Regions from separate parts of the Homo sapiens genome. Here regions 1 and 2 are each linked to region 3. A link is a contact called in ENCODE Hi-C or POLR2A ChIA-PET data. All regions are on one chromosome and are shown on one strand. Each heading gives the region's core, a stretch centred on a gene start or an enhancer-like site at or near the end of the contact. The rest is flanking DNA. Distances are from core to core; before and after follow the strand shown. Region 1 overlaps CTLA4 (cytotoxic T-lymphocyte associated protein 4). Region 2 holds the start of CD28 (CD28 molecule). Region 3 holds the start of CFLAR (CASP8 and FADD like apoptosis regulator).

The links. A loop is a pair of places that touch in the nucleus more often than their neighbours do. ChIA-PET counts read pairs that join two places held with the same protein, here RNA polymerase II (POLR2A). Pooled maps may share reads with other maps.
Region 1: a pooled map shows a loop between it and region 3 (3-fold over the local background). The contact joins the enhancer-like site here to the promoter of CFLAR in region 3. A Hi-C loop is called at or near these places in 3 of 50 pooled maps. POLR2A ChIA-PET finds 5 or more read pairs at or near these places in 2 of 52 experiments (activated CD4-positive, alpha-beta T cell and activated naive CD4-positive, alpha-beta T cell).
Region 2: a loop to region 3 is called in a pooled map, with 10 times the contacts of the local background. The contact joins the promoter of CD28 here to the promoter of CFLAR in region 3. A Hi-C loop is called at or near these places in 1 of 168 maps with a recorded cell type or tissue (naive thymus-derived CD4-positive, alpha-beta T cell), 2 of 37 single-sample maps with no recorded cell type and 11 of 50 pooled maps. POLR2A ChIA-PET finds 5 or more read pairs at or near these places in 1 of 52 experiments (activated naive CD4-positive, alpha-beta T cell).

The regions. Positions count from the first base shown.
Region 1 is chr2:203,869,866-203,873,748 of GRCh38, forward strand. It overlaps CTLA4 (cytotoxic T-lymphocyte associated protein 4), which reads left to right. Exons shown (of 4, transcript NM_005214.5): 2 at 721-1,068; 3 at 1,513-1,622; 4 at 2,843-3,883. The coding sequence ends at 2,947. Among named protein-coding and RNA genes, the nearest start is that of CTLA4, 4.0 kb to the left of the region's middle. RefSeq lists an enhancer at 1,589-1,698 and a silencer at 1,919-2,008. Within about 2 kb of position 1,791, at least 2 of the 41 ENCODE cell types and tissues checked have a DNase peak (open chromatin) inside an H3K27ac peak, as active enhancers do.
Region 2 is chr2:203,703,919-203,707,940 of GRCh38, forward strand. CD28 (CD28 molecule) reads left to right here and starts at 2,721. Exons shown (of 4, transcript NM_006139.4): 1 at 2,721-2,830. The coding sequence starts at 2,779. RefSeq lists an enhancer at 2,601-2,750.
Region 3 is chr2:201,113,861-201,117,828 of GRCh38, forward strand. CFLAR (CASP8 and FADD like apoptosis regulator) reads left to right here and starts at 2,304. Exons shown (of 10, transcript NM_003879.7): 1 at 2,304-2,621. LOC105373836 (a long non-coding RNA gene) reads right to left here and starts at 2,824. Exons shown (of 3, transcript XR_923785.3): 1 at 1,084-2,824. RefSeq lists an enhancer at 2,290-2,549 and a silencer at 2,580-2,789.

The sequences.
Region 1 (3,883 bases), core at 541-3,040, 2.8 Mb after region 3:
GGTGGTGTCAGGGGAAGCCCACAGGAGTTAACAGCAGGGTTGCCTCAACCTAGAGAGGAAGCGACCTGGTGCCCTCGGCTCTGTGGCTTCCTTCATCTAACAACATCTTCCACTCTACAACAATGCCAGGGAAGGCGGAGGCTGGTACAGTGCATCAAGACACAGCTACTCCTGGGTGACAGAGGTTCAGGGCCAGCTCACTAAGTAGGCAGAAGTTTTTGACATATACTTTGAGAGATAAAGCAAGATTCTGTACCTCAACCTTCAGAATTTCCCCTACCACTCATTATAGTTCCGGAGCTATATAGCTCCTATCATTCTATCATAACCTTAGAATACCAGAGAACATATCATCTCATCTAATTATCTCTTACTATATGTGAAAAAAATGAAGGACATGGGGGAAGTGTGACTTGCCCCAAATCACATATTTCATGGTAGAGCCAGGTCTTCTGTTTGTCATATCAGTGTTCTTCCTGCCACAACCATCTTGAAGAATCTATTTCTCAGTAAGAAAATATCTTTATGGAGAGTAGCTGGAAAACAGTTGAGAGATGGAGGGGAGGCTGGGGGTGTGGAGAGGGGAAGGGGTAAGTGATAGATTCGTTGAAGGGGGGAGAAAAGGCCGTGGGGATGAAGCTAGAAGGCAGAAGGGCTTGCCTGGGCTTGGCCATGAAGGAGCATGAGTTCACTGAGTTCCCTTTGGCTTTTCCATGCTAGCAATGCACGTGGCCCAGCCTGCTGTGGTACTGGCCAGCAGCCGAGGCATCGCCAGCTTTGTGTGTGAGTATGCATCTCCAGGCAAAGCCACTGAGGTCCGGGTGACAGTGCTTCGGCAGGCTGACAGCCAGGTGACTGAAGTCTGTGCGGCAACCTACATGATGGGGAATGAGTTGACCTTCCTAGATGATTCCATCTGCACGGGCACCTCCAGTGGAAATCAAGTGAACCTCACTATCCAAGGACTGAGGGCCATGGACACGGGACTCTACATCTGCAAGGTGGAGCTCATGTACCCACCGCCATACTACCTGGGCATAGGCAACGGAACCCAGATTTATGTAATTGGTGAGCAAAGCCATTTCACTGAGTTGACACCTGTTGCATTGCAGTCTTCTATGCACAAAAACAGTTTTGTTCCTTAATTTCAGGAGGTTTACTTTTAGGACTGTGGACATTCTCTTTAAGAGTTCTGTACCACATGGTAGCCTTGCTTATTGTGGGTGGCAACCTTAATAGCATTCTGACTGTAAAATAAAATGATTTGGGGAAGTTGGGGCTCTCGCTCTGGAGTGCTAACCATCATGACGTTTGATCTGTACTTTTGATATGATATGATGCTCCTGGGGAAGTAGTCCCAAATAGCCAAACCTATTGGTGGGCTACCCATGCAATTTAGGGGTGGACCTCAAGGCCTGGAAGCTCTAATGTCCTTTTTTCACCAATGTTGGGGAGTAGAGCCCTAGAGTTTAAAACTGTCTCAGGGAGGCTCTGCTTTGTTTTCTGTTGCAGATCCAGAACCGTGCCCAGATTCTGACTTCCTCCTCTGGATCCTTGCAGCAGTTAGTTCGGGGTTGTTTTTTTATAGCTTTCTCCTCACAGCTGTTTCTTTGAGCAAAATGGTGAGTGTGGTGCTGATGGTGCACCATGTCTGATGGGGATACCTTTAGTGGTATCAACTGGCCAAAAGATGATGTTGAGTTTAGTGTTCTTGAGATGAGATGAGGCAATAAATGAAGAGGAAGGACAGTGGTAAAGAACGCACTAGAACCGTAGGCATTGGCATTTGAGGTTTCAGAATGACTAATATTTTAGATGAATTTGTTTGACATTGAATGTTCATGTGCTTCTGAGCAGGGTTTCAATTTGAGTAACCGTTGCAATAACATGGGGCAGCTGTTTTGCTCTTTGTCTTCATGACAACTGTACTTAAGCTAACAGCCCTGAAACATGAGATTAGGCTGGGCAGAATGCTGCTAGAGAGGACCACTTGGATGGTCTTTATTCTCCTTCTCCATGTCCCTCTCCATCACCTGGAAGTCACCTCTGGGTGCCACTCTGGTGCCTTCCTTGTCGAAGCTGTAGCTGCTCACATGACACCTATCCCTGTTATCCAGTTTGCTTGACTGGGACGTTTTGCCTTCCCCTTCAGCCAGGAAGTGAAAGTCCCAGTTTTTATTTATCACAGGTGTTGGTATTGGTGGTAGAAGAGGTAGAATTATGGAATCAGGCCTCCTGTCAGGATTTCTTTTTGACAGTCCCTCTCAGACACCTCTGCCTAAGGCCAGCTTTGCCATTACAAACTCTCCCTTCTCCCTCTCTCCCTTCTTCTCTTCCTCTTCCTTCTTCTCGCTCTTTCTCTCTCTCTCTTTCTCCCTCTCTGTCTCTTATACACATACACAAAGATATACTCTATTCCAACATCCTCTACCCAACCTGACAGAGATGTCCTTTGCTGTAGGTTCAGCAGTGGGGATGAGAAATACAGCTCTCAAACAGGATAACTAAAGCTTATTATCTTATCAAGCTTGTTCCCTTGCAGACAAGATTGATCAATTATCATAGGCTTTCTGGGTGTTCTTTCTGAAGCTTTCTCAAAGTCTCTTTCTCCTATCTTCCATTCAAGGCAAATGATTGCCATTTAACATCAAAATCACAGTTATTTATCTAAAATAAATTTTAATAGCTGAATCAAGAAAATCTCCTGAGGTTTATAATTCTGTATGCTGTGAACATTCATTTTTAACCAGCTAGGGACCCAATATGTGTTGAGTTCTATTATGGTTAGAAGTGGCTTCCGTATTCCTCAGTAGTAATTACTGTTTCTTTTTGTGTTTGACAGCTAAAGAAAAGAAGCCCTCTTACAACAGGGGTCTATGTGAAAATGCCCCCAACAGAGCCAGAATGTGAAAAGCAATTTCAGCCTTATTTTATTCCCATCAATTGAGAAACCATTATGAAGAAGAGAGTCCATATTTCAATTTCCAAGAGCTGAGGCAATTCTAACTTTTTTGCTATCCAGCTATTTTTATTTGTTTGTGCATTTGGGGGGAATTCATCTCTCTTTAATATAAAGTTGGATGCGGAACCCAAATTACGTGTACTACAATTTAAAGCAAAGGAGTAGAAAGACAGAGCTGGGATGTTTCTGTCACATCAGCTCCACTTTCAGTGAAAGCATCACTTGGGATTAATATGGGGATGCAGCATTATGATGTGGGTCAAGGAATTAAGTTAGGGAATGGCACAGCCCAAAGAAGGAAAAGGCAGGGAGCGAGGGAGAAGACTATATTGTACACACCTTATATTTACGTATGAGACGTTTATAGCCGAAATGATCTTTTCAAGTTAAATTTTATGCCTTTTATTTCTTAAACAAATGTATGATTACATCAAGGCTTCAAAAATACTCACATGGCTATGTTTTAGCCAGTGATGCTAAAGGTTGTATTGCATATATACATATATATATATATATATATATATATATATATATATATATATATATATATATATATTTTAATTTGATAGTATTGTGCATAGAGCCACGTATGTTTTTGTGTATTTGTTAATGGTTTGAATATAAACACTATATGGCAGTGTCTTTCCACCTTGGGTCCCAGGGAAGTTTTGTGGAGGAGCTCAGGACACTAATACACCAGGTAGAACACAAGGTCATTTGCTAACTAGCTTGGAAACTGGATGAGGTCATAGCAGTGCTTGATTGCGTGGAATTGTGCTGAGTTGGTGTTGACATGTGCTTTGGGGCTTTTACACCAGTTCCTTTCAATGGTTTGCAAGGAAGCCACAGCTGGTGGTATCTGAGTTGACTTGACAGAACACTGTCTTGAAGACAATGGCTTACTCCAGGAGACCCACAGGT
Region 2 (4,022 bases), core at 1,471-3,970, 2.6 Mb after region 3:
TTTATTCTATGGAAAGAAAATTAAATATGGCTCATCAAATAATAAGGCCAATAATATTTAATTATTGTTTTGTGAATTCGTATAAATGAGCTGACCTCTCTGGGCTGCAGCTTCCTTCTCTGCAAGATAAGGGAATTAGGCCAGATGAGTGAACTGTTTCTTTTTCAGCTAAGTTTGACCCGATTACTACTATTTACATAGTATTAACTAGATGCTATGTAGTCATCTTTAATATGCTTGAAGACAGTTATTAACTCACTCCTTAGCCTTTTGTTGTTGATCATGGAAAACTACTGGGTATCTTTGTTTCTTCTGTGTATATTCTCAGTATGTATAATGAGTCTCAGAGCCTCTTGTTTTAAGATCTGGGTAGGCTGGTGGCTCTAGAATATGGATGACCTTTTAGGAAAGGTCACCTTGCCATCTGTAAATTTTCCCCCAGATAGACTTCAGGCCCTGGGGAAGGCATGGGTTCCCCTAACTGGATAGAGGATCAGAGCCAGGAAGACTGTGTCAAATTCTAGAAGTGAATCTTCTCCAGGACTCAGGGCATAGCTTTGTCACTTACCTATAGTTCAGAAGTGTGAGTGAATCATTTCCAAGGACAAATTTCTCCAAAGGACCAAAAGATGTGTTAGTAAGAGGGGTTCACAAAGACTGTGTTTGTGGGAAAATTGAAGTGTGAACAAAGAAGGTCTACCAGGACAGGAAATACTTTTGATCTGTCATTTATCAGATCAGGAGGGAGGGACATGAAGCCTGCCTCCTCTTACAGCTAGGTCATCAAAGAGTTTGACTGTAGCATTTTAAAATAGCGAAGAAAAAAAGGTAACAACACTAGGGGTTTGTTAAACAATTTATGATATAATTAGAGAATGGAATATTATGCATCAATTACAAATAATGTTTATAAAGATACTTAAATGACATGGGAAAATGTTCAAGATATAACAAATAATAGTACATATCTGATGAAAACTATAAGTAAAACATGATATTAAACATGTAAAAATCTTAACAGACCAACAGGTGGAAGGCAGTGGACCAGAATATTAGCAGTGTTTATATTAGGGTGGTAAGAATGTGGATGAATCTTGTTTTAATGCTTATAATTTTTCTAAACATTCTCAATGAAATATGCCTTACTTTTATAGTCAGAATAAAAAGCAATACAAGTTATCTTTTAAAACAACCCACATACACAAAACCCCCAACTAGAGTAATTGCACAAAGCTTAGATTATCAAAAAGAAGAAAAAAATTACTGGAAAAGTTTTGAAGAAGTCATTGAGTACAAGATACTGACGTAGGTGCCGGAAGAAGAGAGCAGTTGGCCGTGCTGGTGGAATAACCCTCTCTGCAAAGGGCCTGGGAGTTGAAGAAGGGTGCAGTCGGGTGGTGGTTATGAATCTCAGAAATCCTGCCACGGAGCCTCCTTTTGTGCCCTATTACTTAACCTTGAGGGACATAGAGAGCATGAGACACCAAGGGGCTTTTGGTTGCCTTACTGTCCCACTAAGAACATAGAATGTTGTTTTGACTTTCCCTTTGCTTAGGGAACCTCCCCCAGATACTCAGCTGGCTGGCTGCTTGCACGTAGAATGGGTTTTGCAAAGTTCCTAGAAGTGAGTTGGAGGAGGCTTGACATAAATCAAGCACTGTGTGCTAAATGCTCCAGAGGGCTACCTTATGTCCTACACAAATGTTACATTTCTAATATTTGTAACTCCTTTAAACGTTTATGCAGATGTTTCCCAATTCCTCAGTAGAATTCTTACCATTATCTTTTTGACACAACCTGTCCCCATCCTATGAAAATCTCTCCTCTGCTAGAGACTTTATTCTTTCTTTCTCTCTCTCCCCCTTCCTTCCTTCCCTCCCTCCCTCTTTCTTTCTTTCCATCTTTCTTTCTTTCTTTCTTTCTTTCTTTCTTTCTTTCTTTCTTTCTTTCTTTCTTTCTCTTTCTTTCTTTCTTTTCTTTCTTTCTTTCTTTCTCTTTCTCTCTCTTTCTTTCTTCCTTTCTTTTTTCTCTCTCCCCTTCCTTCCTTCTTTCCTTCTTTTCTTTTCTTTTCTTTTCTTTTCTTTCTCTCTTTCTTTCTGTCTTTCTTTTCTCATTCTGTTGCCCTGGCTGGAGTGCAGTGGCATGATCTCGGCTCATAGCAGCCTCCACCTCCTGGGTTCAAGCGATTCTCCTGCCTTAGCCTCCCTAGTAGCTGGGATTACAGGTACCCACCATGATGCCTGGCTAATTTTTTGTATTTTCAATGGAGACGGGGTTTCACCATGTTGGCCAGGCTCGTCTTGACCTCCTGGCCTCAAATGATCCACCCACTTTGGCCTCCCAAATTGCTGGCATTACAGGCGTGAGCCACTGCACCCGGCCTGTTCCTTCTTAAGAACACTTTGTCTCCCCTTTAATCTCTGCTGGATTTCAAGCACCCCTTTTACACAACTCTTGATATCCATCAATAAAGAATAATTCCCATAAGCCCATCATGTAGTGACCGACTATTTTTCAGTGACAAAAAAAAAGTCTTTAAAAATAGAAGTAAAAGTCTAAAGTCATCAAAACAACGTTATATCCTGTGTGAAATGCTGCAGTCAGGATGCCTTGTGGTTTGAGTGCCTTGATCATGTGCCCTAAGGGGATGGTGGCGGTGGTGGTGGCCGTGGATGACGGAGACTCTCAGGCCTTGGCAGGTGCGTCTTTCAGTTCCCCTCACACTTCGGGTTCCTCGGGGAGGAGGGGCTGGAACCCTAGCCCATCGTCAGGACAAAGATGCTCAGGCTGCTCTTGGCTCTCAACTTATTCCCTTCAATTCAAGTAACAGGTAAACAATGTTAATGTCTTTCTTTCTGTAAATATTTTTTGAGGTCTTCCAATTGGCTTAGTTTATTTTAAATTTCTAACAATGTGTGAAATTTGAACATTTGAAGTGTAGTTTTGCTGTAATAGGGCAATGTGTTATTTTGAAAATCATTGATTCTCAGACTACAATATAGTATCTTAACAAAAGTCCCTTGGAAATAAATTTTCTAAGCTATTAGTTTCTCTAGCTATTAGTTGATAGTGTCCCAAGAATTTATTATTATTATTATTATTTTAAATTGAGATGGGGTTTCACTATGTTGCCCAGGCTGGTCTCAAACTTCTGAGCTCAAGCAATCCACCTGCCTCTGCCTCCCAAAGTGCTAGGGTTACAGGCATGAGCTACCATGCCCGGCCAATAATTTTTAATTTATGTATCGTTTCTTTCTTTCTTTCTTTTTTTTTTTAATTTAAGAAAGCTGCTGTAAGTAGATTGGCTCTGGAAGCTCTGAATTTAGGTTGCCTATGTTCCTAACACAGGTCCAATTCTCACTAGGTAAGCTTAGGCTTAGCTATTATTTAAACTCTCCAAACCTCAGTTTCCTTAACTGTAAAGTGGGAATAATAATAAACCTCACCTCAAGGTCATTGTGAGGTAAAATGAAATAATCCATGCGAAGGGCTTAGCTCAGTCAGGCTTCAAGATAAATGTGAACTGTAATTACTCTATCTACCTGAATTGAATGAGTTCCAACATGAATTCTGGAGTCACCACAGAAGCTGCTACAACACCAATATTAATAAATTAGTTTTCTTTTACAATCGGCCAAAATGTATTTTCTTAGATTAAAATTCTTTAAGTTCCCAATGACGATGATGAGGAGGATAATACATCTAGCACTTTGAGCAGCACACAGTTCTCGTAACTAGAAGGTAGGTATTACAGTTAACTTCATTTCAGATGAAGAGACTGAGGGGTAGGCACATTAAGGGATTTGCCCAAGGATGTACAGGTGGCAGCTATAGGAGGCAGGGTCTGAACCACCTTAGTCTGACTCCAGTGCCGGTGTTGTTGATTATTATGCTATTCCATCTAACATGGTGTGATTTGTAATTTCATGGACTCAGGTAAATCCAGGGTTAAATTAACTTCGGAAAATCACAAGCACAATTCCTAACAGAAAGAATTTGTTACTTGGGTGGGCTGGAGTAAG
Region 3 (3,968 bases), core at 1,054-3,553:
AAAAAGATAAGAAAGGCCAAGAGCAGCAGTGGTCATGCCTGTAATCCCAGTGCTTTGGAAGACCTAGGCAGGAAGATCACTTGAGGCAAGTTCAAAACCAGCCTGGGCAACATAGCAAGACTCCCTGCCACCCACGACCCCCGCTTCTACTAGATATATATATATATATATATATATATATATATATTTTTTTTTTTTTTTTTTTTTTTTTTTTTTTTGAGATGGAGTCTTACTCTGTCTCCCAGGCTAGAGTGCACTGGCATAATCTAGGCTCACTGCAACCTCCGCCTCCCGGGTTCAAGCAATTCTCTGCCTTAGCCTCCTGAGTAGCTGGGATTACAGGCGCCCGCCATCACACCCAGTTAATTTTTTGTATTTTTAGTAGAGATGGGGTTTCACTATCTGGGCCAGGCTGGTCTTGAACTCCTGACCTCGTGATCCACCCGCCTCAGCCTCCCAAAGTGCTGGGATTACAGGCATAAGCCATTGCGCCGGGCCACAAATTTTTTTTTAAAGAATTAGCTGGGCATGGTGGCACCTGTAGTGGCACACCTAGCATGGTGGCATGCTAGGACCTGTAGTCCTAGCTACTCAGGAGGCTGAGGCAGAAGGATCACTTGAACCTGGGAGGTTAAGGCTGCAGTGAGCTGTGATCGGGTCACTGCACTCCAGCCTGGAGTGAGACCCTGTCTCAAAAACAAACAAAAAACCAAACTTGGATAACTGACAGAGTTTAGGATAGAATTACATGGAAAAACCAACAAAACAAGACAATTATTAACTCCAGAAAAAACTAAAAGTTGTGTGGGAAAGGAAAAGTAATCATAGTTTGGTACATAACTTGGCTGTGACTACCGTTTACATGATTATAATAGCATATATACTGAAGATTAATCAAACAGAATATAACTATCTTGGGAAGATGGAGAGATTAAAAAAAAAGGTTGGGGGTGAATATGGGGTGAAAGTGATGGAGAAAAAGAGCTGAAGTCTCCTCTGGTGTCTCAGCACTCCACCCAAGGTAGAGCCTCTGGATGGAAGAAGGAATCTCCCACCTCTCCACCACACTCCCCCAGGATTTACCTTCAGCATCAGGTAGCTAGGGGCAAGATGAGAAATGCTGATATGCTGGTCTCTGACTGGGAGCTGTGGGAAGAGAGAGGTTCTGAGTTGCAGCAGTCTGGAGTGGAGTCTCTTGCTGAACAAAGGGAGAGGTTTGGTTTAAATACCACAGACTGACTCTCACATTCTGATCCAAGAGTTTTCATAGATTTTTTGGAACAGATGTTTCTTCATTTGCTGTTTGCCCTTAGGACCATTTCAAAGGCTTTAAATGGTTAATGGTTGTTTGTTGTTTTAAATAATTTTCAGTTTCACTAGGGGTGAATCCCGAGCTCTTCATGCCGTCCTGCTGTTAGTCTCTCTTGGTATTATTCTTCACCTTTCCTGTGAGTTTAAAATTATCTCAAGAAAAGTTAAAGCTCTTTAAGAATCACAATAAAGTAGTTATTAGGAATAAATAAAAACGTAGAGGGGCGCGGTGGCTCACGCCTGTGATCCCAGCACTTTGGGAGGCCGAGGCGGGCAAGGATCACTTGAGGCCAGCAGTTGGAGACCAGCCTTGCCAACATGGTGAAACCCCATCTCTACTAAAAATACAAAAAAAAAAAAAAATTAGTCGGGCATGGTGGCTTGCACCTGTGGTCCCCGCTACTTGGGAGGCTGAGGGCTGGATGGTTTGAGAGCGGGAAATCCAGGCTGCAGTGAGCTGTGATGGCGCCACTGCCTTCTAGCCTGGGCGACAGCGCGAGACCCTGTCTCAAGAAGGAAAACAAAAAAAAACAAACAAAAACATACACACAAAAAACCACAAAGTGTGTTCACGTTTGCTATGACTCCCAGACAACAATTGTAAACACTCGCGCCGGGCGTGGTGGCTCACGCCTGTAATCCCAGCACTTTGGGAGGCCGAGGCGGGCGGATCACGAGGTCAAGAGTTCGAGACCATTCTGGCCAACAGTGAAACCCCGTCTCTACTAAACACAAAAATTAGGCGGGCGTGCTGGCGCGTGCCTGTAGTCCCAGCTACTCGGGAGGCTGAGGCAAGAGAATCGCTTGAACTAGGAAGGCGGAGGTTGCAGTGAGCTGAAATTGCGCCACTGCACTCCAGCCTGGGCCACAGAGCGAGACTCTGTCTCAAAAAAGAAGGAAAGAAAGAAAGAAAAAAAAAAACACTCGCAGTGTTTACTCCTAACGCGTGGAACTTGTGTCGACATCCACCCCCGGTTACTGCATACTCAGTCACACAAGCCATAGCAGGAAACAGCGAGCTTGCAGCCTCACCGACGAGTCTCAACTAAAAGGGACTCCCGGAGCTAGGGGTGGGGACTCGGCCTCACACAGTGAGTGCCGGCTATTGGACTTTTGTCCAGTGACAGCTGAGACAACAAGGACCACGGGAGGAGGTGTAGGAGAGAAGCGCCGCGAACAGCGATCGCCCAGCACCAAGTCCGCTTCCAGGCTTTCGGTTTCTTTGCCTCCATCTTGGGTGCGCCTTCCCGGCGTCTAGGGGAGCGAAGGCTGAGGTGGCAGCGGCAGGAGAGTCCGGCCGCGACAGGACGGTACGTGCCCCGCGCTCGACCCCCGCGCTGGCGGCGCCGGAGCTGTCCCAGACCCCAAGCCCCGACGCCCGGCCCTGAGTCAGCATTGCAGCAGGCCCTGCGCCGCCGCGCCCCGCGTCCCACCCCGCGCCGCTCCTCACAGCCCTGCGCTCCGGGAAACTGCAGGTGGCCGGCAGTGGCCAGGGGATGGCGGGGGCGCTTCTGGAACCTGACTCAGTTTTGTAGGTTCCTTATCTCGGTTGTTTACCGCGGGCTTTGCGGAATGCCCCCGCTTCCGTTTCCGCCCGGCTCCGAACCCCCGAACCCCTTCTACCCGCAACTCCGCCCCGGATTCCCAGAAAGGGGCGACCTGGGCCACAGCGGTACAAGCTGCACCCCGATGGACCTGAGAGACCGGAAGTAACCCTTGGCCAACTCTGGCCGCCCCCTGCAGCCGCAGCCCCAGAGGCCCACCCGCGAGCTTCAGTGGCGGGCCCTCAGCGTCGTGTAAACTTTGCTTAAAATGATCTTGAGAGTTCAATTCTTGGGGTGAACTGTTGAGAAGATCTGGCATTTTTCCTTTCGAAAGTTGTTGGGAACGTGGACTTTCCCAACAATTGTGTATGCGCTCGATCTCACTCAGTGGGAGCCGCCGCCCTGGAGGGAATTTCACAATAGCCTGGTCAGGGCGGTTATTTTCCAGAGCAGTTTAATGTCTATTTTGCCCAAGTGCAAGGAAAGCTTGCCTTGGGAAAGCTGGGAATGCTTGGCTAATGAAAAGTTTTTAGAGCCTTTTAAAATGAACCTGTTTCTGCCACTTTTCCACCGCCTCAAAACGACTGGGAAATGTAAACTGGCTTCAAGATGTTCTTGCTTGAGGGTGTCTGGATTTGGACAGAAGGCCATGTTCTTTTAATATTAACAGTGGCACGCAGTAGAACAAAGGCCACTGAAATTCAGAATCAGTTTTTGGCTCCACGGGCAGGAAGTAAATTCAAGGACGCCAGAGGTCTTGCGAATATTTTAATTGGTTGACATTTGAAATTTGTTCTTAAGCAATGAGGGGTGAAACCAGTAGGGGGATAGCGTATAGCATAAGTAAAGCTTTTTGGACATCAACAAACTGCGATAATCTACAACAGACAGCGGGCTCTGGAAGGTTTGACCTGCTTTAGAGAGAGATTTCCGATAAGAGGAACGGAGTTTTTGGCACTTTTCGGTTTGGTGATTCCCCTAAATAACCTTACAAAAGTTTCGTTGAACAAAAAACCTGGCTGGAGCTCCAAGATCTTTTTTTTTTTTTTTTTTTTTTGAGACAGCATTTCACTCTTGTTGCCCAGGCTGGAATGCAATGGCACTATCTCTGCT